Linked DNA regions of Mus musculus: region 2 is linked to region 1. Evidence: chromatin loops called from intact Hi-C (ENCODE). Cell type or tissue: left cerebral cortex. All regions are shown on one strand.

The links. A loop is a pair of places that touch in the nucleus more often than their neighbours do. Peaks named below come from ENCODE experiments on the same cell type or tissue, not always from the same donor. Only the 100,000 strongest peaks of a DNase experiment are listed, where the experiment ranks them.
Region 2: it touches region 1 in a loop (2.4-fold over the local background); 20 of 42 quality-filtered maps call a loop at or near these places.

The regions. Positions count from the first base shown.
Region 1 is chr5:97,132,734-97,137,733 of GRCm38, forward strand. It overlaps Gm33609 (a long non-coding RNA gene), which reads left to right. Exons shown (of 9, transcript XR_003955944.1): 2 at 878-998; 3 at 2,787-2,871; 4 at 3,140-3,552. Among named protein-coding and RNA genes, the nearest start is that of Gm33609, 3.5 kb to the left of the region's middle. In left cerebral cortex, no CTCF peak of the experiment used is centred here; no DNase peak of the experiment used is centred here.
Region 2 is chr5:97,561,323-97,566,322 of GRCm38, forward strand. 4930467D21Rik (RIKEN cDNA 4930467D21 gene) reads left to right here. Exons shown (of 8, transcript NR_045981.1): 6 at 2,787-2,989. Among named protein-coding and RNA genes, the nearest start is that of Gm34029, 73 kb to the right of the region's middle. In left cerebral cortex, no CTCF peak of the experiment used is centred here; a DNase peak (open chromatin) is centred at 2,636.

The DNA.
Region 1 (5,000 bases):
CTTTTAACTTATAGGCTTAAACAGGTATTAGCAGTTCTTTGTGATTTCTGGATTGGCTAGGGAGCCAAATCATCTATATTGGGGGACAGACTTTCCATTCTGGTGCCCAAACTGCTGATTAACTCAGATGATTTATCTAAGCCACATCAGGTTAGGAAATCCTGGGCGGAGAATGTCTTGCTTCTCTTAACAGCTGCCGTCACAGGCAACTTTTATTTTGTTGGGCTTTTGATTTTCTTATTAACGCATGTTAGATGCTCAGACATTGCTATTGCTAAGATGATGCTACCGTACATTTCCTTTATGATTTAGGGCCATAATATGAATGGAAGTAGTTTTTCACATTCAGACTGCAGAGACACTGATATAAAAATCCTTCTAATGTCAGTTTTTGGAAGTTCTCTTATTCGACTGCTATAGTCTATCATTCAACAATCTACATCTGTATCTATGTATATCTAATATATATATATATATATATATATATATATATATATATATATATTGTATATTTTTCCTTCACATGAGTTTCATTAGCTCAGAAAAGAAGCTGCTGGTTAAAGAGATTCGCTAACAGTGACTAAAGGCCATGTTTCCCAGACTGCCCTGCCTTTAGATGTGCTAAAGTTTCTGTTAGTAGACAGAGTGGAGAAGTGAGGCCTCCAAGTGCTCATCCGAGTCCTGAAGCCTGTAAATATGCCTCTGCCAGAGAGATTCAGGGCGCTTAAGAGACTGTGTTGTAGTGGCTTACCCAGTAGAGTGCTACTGGGAAGTAATGGAACCTTTAGGAGGTGGGGCCGAGTGAGAGATCTTTAAGTCATTGGATGGGGAGTGTGTACTTCCAAAGGAAATGGTACTACTAGGACCTCCTCTTCAGCTTCCAGGCCATGGAGAGAAACTTTCCATTTGCTCTCAGCTCTTGACATGATTTACCTCACAGGCCCAGATCATTGACGCCAACCAACCATGAGAACAACCGAAGAAGACCCTTTCCCTTGGTAAGTGATTATCTCAAGGAGTTAAGAATTAGAGAGCTATCTGTTTTTCGGATTTCCCCTTTCCTGTAGCAGTTCTGGCAGGCAGTTCAGTTTTAGTAGGAGACACTGATGCCCGAGGGGCTGGAACACCAGGATAAGGAACTTACGCCATGATCAAGGGATAGTTATCAGGAGTCTGTTCTCTCCCTCTACGATGTGAGTTCCAGGAGGTGGGAATAATCCAATTCAAGTTGTCAATCGTGACGAAAAGTGCCTTTACTCCTTAAAAGTTCCTCCTGGTCTGCGGGAAATACTTTCCATAATGACTGAAAACTACAGAAACATCCCTTCCTTTAATCCTAGTATGAAGTAACTCTCAGAATCTACTCTAAACTGACCCCCCCCCCCTAATTTTTTTTAAACAAAGGATGATATATGTCCCCCGAATGAAAGATTTCTCTATCAGTGAACTCTGCTTTTAGGCTTATGGTATTTCATTCCATTTTGTATTGAGGTAGATATCAATTTAGTCAATAAGAACACGAGTAAGAGAAACACTTCAATTTTGTATGTGTCCAAATATAGATGAGTAGGTGAATCCTTTAGTGATCCCCCCCTCTCTCCCCATTTCAAATAGCAAAGTTGGTTTCCTGCTCTGGGTTCTGTAATAAAGTAGCTTGGAGCATCTCACCTCACCACCCTTCCTCTGAGCCATCTTATCTACCCGATACAGGATGATCGCAGCAGTCACTGTTTGAAATTACAATGCTCCCCAACAGACTGAGGAGCTTTGAGTTAGAGTGTGAGTCCACTGAGTTTCTCCCCAGCGAGCTTCTCCTAATGATTTTAAATTGATCTGTTGGAAAGAAAATGCCTTTGCAAGTTTTAATCTTGTCTTCAGTGTATGACCCTGCATAAGGTCTTTTCGAGGAATGAGTGATAGTTTAAATTCATGCCTTCTAGCTGTGACTTTGTGTATGAAGGAGAGTGCCATCTTTCTTCTGATGCTTTCCTCAGAAGAAAATCCCCACCAGGGGACTTTTTTTGAGGAGTTGTAGCATGGGGGTCTGTGTGCTCCCTGTGTGTTGATACACTGAACAGGGAATGTTGATGAGGCACGAGGCAGAACAGCTTGTCCCTCCACAGCTATTTTGACTTTGCAATGTTGGCAGCAGTTGAGAGAGAAAGAGAGAGAGAGAGAGAGAGAGAGAGAGAGAGAGAGAGAGAGAGAGAGAGAGAGAGAAGGGGAAAAAGAGGAAAAAGTTGAGTGTGTTAATTAACTAAACACATGGTGCGTAGAAGGCTAAGGAACATCTAGGCTATTCTTGGTCTCCAGAGCACAGGAACTTTTGCTTCTAGTTCATGAATGAACAGCACTTGGAGTGTCTCTAAATGTCCTCGGTCTTTGTGTTAACAGGAACAATTGGTGCTGCTAATGAAGCACCATTCGAGCATTCAATTATCAGGTCTTAGCACGAGGAAGAGATGGCCAAATAACGGCTGCCTTAACAGATCCAGAATAAGGCTACGAATAGGAGACCAATTGCCAAAAATACCCCAGTTATGTTATATACTAGTCACTAAGGATTATCCAGAAGAAATGAACAGTAAGTTGTACTAGAACAGAGAGGCTTTTTAGAGAAAATAAGTGACAGTTTTGAGTTGTATATATATATATGGTAATGTGTCAGTTCTGAACTAAGGCTTTAAGAGGCATGGCTGTTTTCTTTGGCCTCTCTTATATTTCTGCCATCTGCCGTGACTGCAGCATGCCACTGTTAGCCAGAGTTCTTTTTGCTTGAGTTTCAGAAACCCAGATACAAGAAACCAGCTTGAATCTGTGCCAGTCTGGGACTAGTTGAGCTCTGCCAACTTATTACTGACCTGCAGACAGGTGAGAGAGAAATAGATGGGTATTCTGTTTGTTTGTTTGTTTGTTTGTTTCTTTGAAACTTCTGAGGTTTAGCAATTGTTTACTGTGTAGACTACTGGCAAAACCTCAACGAATACACTTTAACTAAATGTCTCTTTTACAGAAGTTGTTAGCATGCGAGGCAGATCTTAGAGCCTGCCTCAGTTTCCCTTTGTCATGTTAGTTTCTCATCCCAAGCTGTCATTGTGGCTTACCACCAGCTCTAACACAGAACCTATGATACTCATAGCCTTTGCAGTTCACATGAAGCCCACAGCTGTATGTGGTACCTAGAGTCTTATCCACCACCGAAAGAGCTAATGACTCAACTCAGGAGTGTGCTGCATTGTCCTGGATTAATCTCTGATCATAGGAAGCAGAAGGTGGGTGGGAGAAAGTAAACACCCCTTCCTCTTCTGCTGCTCACGCGCTATCCCAACCACAGAACTACATAGCTTATTTGGAGAAGCCTTGAATGGCCCAGCAGATACTTCTGTCAAGTGACCTGTGCTTTTTATAGCTTATTCGGAAGCAGTGAGTGTCCAGCATTGGCAACAGATCATTCTGTATGGCTCTCCATTCCTCCTTGACTCATTGTCTTTCACCTTGAGTTCCTGCCCAACTTCTTGTGATGCTGAATCATGGAGTGGAAGTGTAAAGCAGGTAAGCAAGCGTTCCCCTCTCCCTTTTTATGGTCATGGTCAGGTCTTATCACACCAGTAGAAATTCTAACTAAGACTCTGTGTGTATCTGACTGTGAATGCATATATGCCTGTATATGTGTGCCTGTGTAGACCAGAGAATAACCTTGAGTGTAATTCTTCTGTAGCCATACCCCTTGGCTTTTGAGACAAGGTCTCTCATTTGTCCTGGAACTTGACAATGGGACGAGTTTGCCAGGCCAGAGAGACCCCAAGGATTCCCTGGCTCTGCCGCCCAGCACTAGGGTTACCAGGGTGTGCCACTCACCCAGATACTTTACACAGGCTCTGTGGATCAATTGCAGGTCTTCAGGTTGTGGATCAAACATTTCACTGGCTGAGCTGTCTCCCCAGACCAATCATATCTGTGTGTCACATTTTCAATAACACAAACTACAAAATGGATCATGAGATTTGTGGGCTCTATTGTGCCCAGATTGCCTGATATAGTATATTGCATATAGTAAATATACAGGATACTATTTTAGTTAGTATGAAATTTATCTAATAAGCAACTTACTAAAATTCCATTATCGGCAGTATTATGATATATCTAAGGCTATTCTATGTAGCACTTGCACATTTTAAATTAAAGATTGGAATAAGCTGGTATTTATTATAATAGGATAATTTCTTTTCCACCCTTTTTCATAGAGGCAGTTCTCAGTGGGGAGTGTAGGGATCATAGCGGATTTCATTTTAGATGCTTTATATTTTCATAAACATTTTAGAACTAGTTTGTCAGTTTCTCCCTGAAAAGGAGCTGGGGTTTTGATGTGGTTTGTACTGGATACATAGATTTGGGAAAATGCTTAACAGCTGCTGGTCATTTACCTGTTTTACCTCCGCACATATTCAAGCTGTAATTGTATCCTAAGCATCTTGCACTTTTCACCACAGAAGGCTCACATAGCTTTCAGTAGAACTGATACCGGTGTTCGTGGGGTTTGTGGTATGACACATGGTACTGACTTATAACTTCAGTTGCTTGACTGTTTGTAAATTCTATATAGAAACGCAACTGAGTTTTGTATGCTGAGTTTGCAGCCCGTGCTCTGTGACATCTATTATCTTAGTTGAGTTTATAGCCTGCAGTGTTATATCCTATTATCTCAGTTGTGTTTGTTTTAATGTGTAGAGAATGGTCAGTGAAGTATTAGACTATGTAGATAATCATGGTGTTTGTTGTTGTTTTTTTCTTCTCTCTAGTGATGTCTTTTTTAAATTTTGCATGTCACTTTATATGTATGGATGCTTTGTCTGCATGTAGGTCGGTGCACCTGGTGTGTGAGCGTCTTTGGAGGTCAGAAGAGAGCACGGAATTCCACGGAACAGGAGTCATAGGCAGTTGTGAGCTACCATGTGGGTGCTGAGAACTGAGCCAGGTTTTCTGCAATAGCAAACCGTGGC
Region 2 (5,000 bases), 430 kb after region 1:
TAGTGACACCATAGAAAAGATGATGGAATTGAGAGATAGTTTCATCGTTATGGCACACAGGATTTTGTGAGGAGGCAGCCTAAGCTTCCCCATTTTCACCCGAGCATGCTAGTTCAAACAATTCCACATTTTTTTGTAACTCATAATCTCTATGATATAATCTATATAAATATCTTAGGAAAGAAACAAAATCCCCAAGCATATCAGAGAACAAAGTTCAAAACTAATTATCCAAATATACAACATTAAAACTGAAATGTCTTGTTGCCAGACCAGAAGGGTTTCAACTGTTTATCTTGTCTCTTGATAGTGATAAAATTTCTCTGAAAAATAACAGAGTCTGAAAAAAAAGAGTATATACATTTAGCAAAATGCATAAATATAAGAGCATATTGAAAGCCAAGGAGCATACAACTACAAGAAGTTGGGGACATAGATTCCACAACCATTTTGTTTGTGTGATGAAATTAAAATCATGTAATGAAGGGGACTGATTAATTGAACTGAGATATCTTTCTTAATTTGTTTAAGTTTGTCTTAGGTCATATTTCTGTAACAAATAAACCATAGGTGGGGTGCTTAGACAAATAAAATTTGACTTGCTTCTCACAATTCTGGAGTCCAGGGAGCACACAATCAAGGCATCAGCAAACTTGGTACCTTGTGATGACTGTCTTCTGGTTTGCAGGTGGCTTCATTCTTGACGGACTTCCCAGCAGGAGACAGAGCACAGAGCATAGCTACCTCATGTCTCTGCGTGAGGGCATTGATCCCGTTCCACTGATCTGTACAATCATGATTTGTAAAGGCCCCGTGTCTAAAGACCATCACCCTGAGCAGCAGGGATTATGCAGCGGGCTGAGGAATAGAGGTTTACTGAGTAATACGTGGGCCTAATGAGTAGGTACTTCAGGTATCAGTGAAACAAGGCGACAAAAATGTTTGCAGGGCTATTAACATTGAGTACTGCAAAGATAAACTTAGAACTTTGTTAAGGAGAAATATGTATGGGACTTCTCCACTCTCATTTTTAATCACTTAGTAGTCAAATTTACTATTTCATGGCAGATGGTGCTCCATTTTACCTTCCATCTTACAGCTATTCTGAAGAGTCTTGCAGAGCCCTGGCAGTCAGTGAAGACTGACAAGGCCTCCAAGGGCACCAGCACAGGCAGTAGGGAACAGCACTCAAACCCACCAGAGCTATCTTTGCTCAGGGAAAGAATGTGCAAAAGAGAACCTGAAAGCAGCTTTGGCTCTGTGACCGAAGGAGGATAACACACTATCAGATTCCTCATCAGTAGAGTAGATAGACAGTACAAATGGCTATACATTTCAAGTTTAGAGTTCAATATAATGATTTATGGAGAAGATCAGTCATTTGAACCTAGTGTTCATACCCACTTCTCTTCAGAGATATTACAACCCTACACTTCTTGATCCTGTTTCTATACCTCCCTGCACCCAAGGGAAATAGTGTCTGGATGATTAGAAAGGGCAGTAACACCTAAGTAAACACACTCCTGGGCTGGCAAGTCATCACAAATAACTCACCTTTCATCAGTACATAGGCTTCGTCTGCTCTGCTCTGTGTTCTCAAACACTGCCTATTCCAGGTGGTTCCCTAACTGTTTAGCTGAGGGGGCCTTGAACTTCTTTCTTGTCCACTAGCCTCTACTCTGGAGTGCAGGAATTAGGGGCATGGTGAACACATCAGGTTTTATCTGGTGCTATGGACTGAACCCAGGGCTTGTGTGTGCTAGGCGAGCCCTGTACCACCTGACCCACCACACCCAGCTCAGCGCTGATTTCAAAACTGGAATCATCACGTTATCACACGTCCCTTTCTGTGTGAGTGCTCAGTGCTGTTCATGCCTTGTTGCTATCTTCACAGACACAGCTCTTCTTTATCCACGGACCTGGGAATATGAGGTATTATTAAAAAACACAGAAACAAGGTGCAATGTCCAATCCGTACTATAGGTAGTAGTCTTTACATGACAAGGTGCAATGTCCAATCCATACTATAGGTAGTAGTCTTTACATGACAAGGGGCAATGTCCAATCCGTACTATAGGTAGTAGTCTTTACATGACAAGGTGCAATGTCCAATCCGTACTATAGGTAGTAGTCTTTACATGACAAGGTGCAATGTCCAATCCGTACTATAGGTAGTAGTCTTTACATGACAAGGGGCAATGTCCAATCCGTACTATAGGTAGTAGTCTTTACATGACTCCCTTAACTGGATCTTTTGGTCTATCTAACTATTATTAAGACAGACATGGTTACGGCACATTGCTTTTAGGTTGGAGGTGAATAGTCAGCCATACAGTATAATCCTTCCTCCATCCCAAACAGACGTGGTATATAGGTTTCTAGGAGACATTATGAAAAAAAAAGTACTTTGTGTTTTAGTTTTCTAATTATTTTACAATTCATATTTCCAGAATGTAGAAAAGTTAACACAGTTTGAGCGAGTCTCCTCTTCTTTTTCCTCCAGGAATCTTTCTGGCACTTACAAGTTCAGAATGCTTTTGTGCATTCCAAGCAGTCTTGCCCAGACTCTGCCACCTGTTCCGTCATTCTGGGTGTATTTAGGGTAGAGTTCTTTTCCATATGGGCAGTGTAATTCCATTAAGTAGCAATCCAGCACAGTTACTTTTTTTTTCCTTAACGTTAAACCTCGAGAGTTAATCGCCCATCTGTGTGTAATCATCAATTCCATTAAGCCTTATGGCCGTGTCAGATTATCCAACATTTACACAGTACTCCTTTCTTCACAGGAAACACATTTGATAATTAAGGGCATGGTGGAATCTAAGTTTTTGCGCCTGACTTTGAAGATCTAGTGTCTTATATTTAATCTGGACTCAGCTTCACCTCTCTTCAGTCACTGAGCTGTGGCTACACAGTGTACCTGGATATGATTCCACCAGATTCTAAGTGAGAAACACATGATGCTCACATGGACACAGGTAGCATAATGGTATCATTGGCGTTTTTGCTAACCTACAAAGCTTATCTTCCATGCTTATCTCTAAGTGGCTAAATCACAGTGGGTGTTGATGAGAGTGGCCTTCGGCCACAGTGTGTGTGTGAGCTAAACCTTGCACCTTTCTCCTTGACTTTGTAATTTGTGGCCATGTTTATTACTGAAGACTAGGACTCTATAGGATCAGAAAGTGATTATGAACATCCCAGTCAAACTTAAAGTTTGATTATTTATGAATAAAATATTAAAGATTGTGCATAACATTGCTTACTTTCAGAATTTTGAGGATGTTTTGTTAATTTAGCAAATGAGTCAAATAAAAAAAAAAGGACTAGAATGAATCTGGGAGAATGGCTCAGTCAATAAATTACTTGCCTTGCGAATCCAAGGCCTAATTTTGATCCCTGAGGCTATTCAGAACTGATAGGTATTATGGCAGTTGCTGTGCTTATGACGGCAACATTGGATAGGTAGAGAAAGGGGGGGGGGTCTTGGGTCTCATTAGTCAGCCAGTCTTGCTGAAACAATTGGTGTTAGACCAATAGGAATCCCTGTCTGAAAGGAGGTGAACAGATATCCTGAGGATGACACCTGAAGCTATTCTCTACCCATCATATCCACACATGTGTGTCAACACACACACACACACACACACACACAGAGAGAGAGAGAGAGAGAGAGAGAGAGAGAGATACAGAGAGACAGAGAGAGACAGACACACAATGCACAGAGATAGATAGATAGATAGATAGATAGATAGATAGATAGATAGATAGATAGATAGAGATAGAACAAAATAATTAAAAAAGTATTCTATACTCTATGTTGCAAGATGCAATGTTGATACATTAGTGGCGTATGAGAAGGCCACTATCCTATTCTCTTGGTGTTGAACATTTCTAATATATTTATTCTAAAAAAGTTAGTAAAGTGTATTGCAAGTATTCCATTTAAATATTACAAATAACAGCACTGTTCTAGAAAACTGGAGGTATTTGTGGTACAGTTAAGTGAGTATACTTTTTAAAAATAATCCATTTCCTTCACTGTGTTAATCTCAGAAATTATACATTTGGTATCATTTGCTTTACTTCAATAGGATAATTGAAACGTCTTTCCTTAGTCTATCAAAATATAAATAACCTGATGCATCATAGGTCACATCTTGAATACCTTGAAGCAGCTCAGGCTCGTTTTGTATCTCTGTCTAGTGTCTGGACCAGGTGAAGCTCAGACTTCTCATGGTCTGCTGGCTGGAGAGCCAGACTATCAGAGAGACATACTTGGCCTTTGTGGAACAGCAGGTCTGGACAGCTCAGTTCACTGCACAGCCAACTCAGAAGCCCTTCCGGAGCAAATCTGGCCCAGAAGGCTGCACATATTTCAGCCTGGATAGACCCTTCATGTTCAACAGAGCCTCTGCAGCGATGATGAGGTCCTCCATATTGCTCACACAAAGCTGCAGTATGGGACAGGAAATCTGGCTCTTTAACCCTCTGGCTGCTGCACATGACTATTTGGCTAGCAAAGCAGAAAAAATGTCGACAGCCTAAGGTTTCAACGATTAGTAACAGGTTTTTGAGTGATTTTTCCCCAGAATGTGCTAGTATAAATAGAGGCCTGTGAGAGTGTACTTTGTGGATTTTTTTTCTTTCTTTTGGTATTGTGATTTGTTTGTTTCCATTTCTTTTTTGTATGTGTGTGACACATTCTCTTTTGTGACTGTGGATGCCCAAGCTAAATACCCAAATGCACGCTCAAGTGAAGGCACTCACTCCTGGCACCCCCTAACCTGTAAGTGAAGGCACTCACTCATGTCTTCCCTAATCTGGTGTCTGCATTGTGACTTCAGGTAGATTTCTAGTCTTCTAAACCTATCTGTCCTTGAGAGCTCTATTAGTTTAATCTACTCAAGACTGTACATACAGACTAGATATCTTAAGATATAATACCAGAATACTATTTAGTGTAAGATTTAAGGATTTTTCTTTTTAAGGAGTAATCA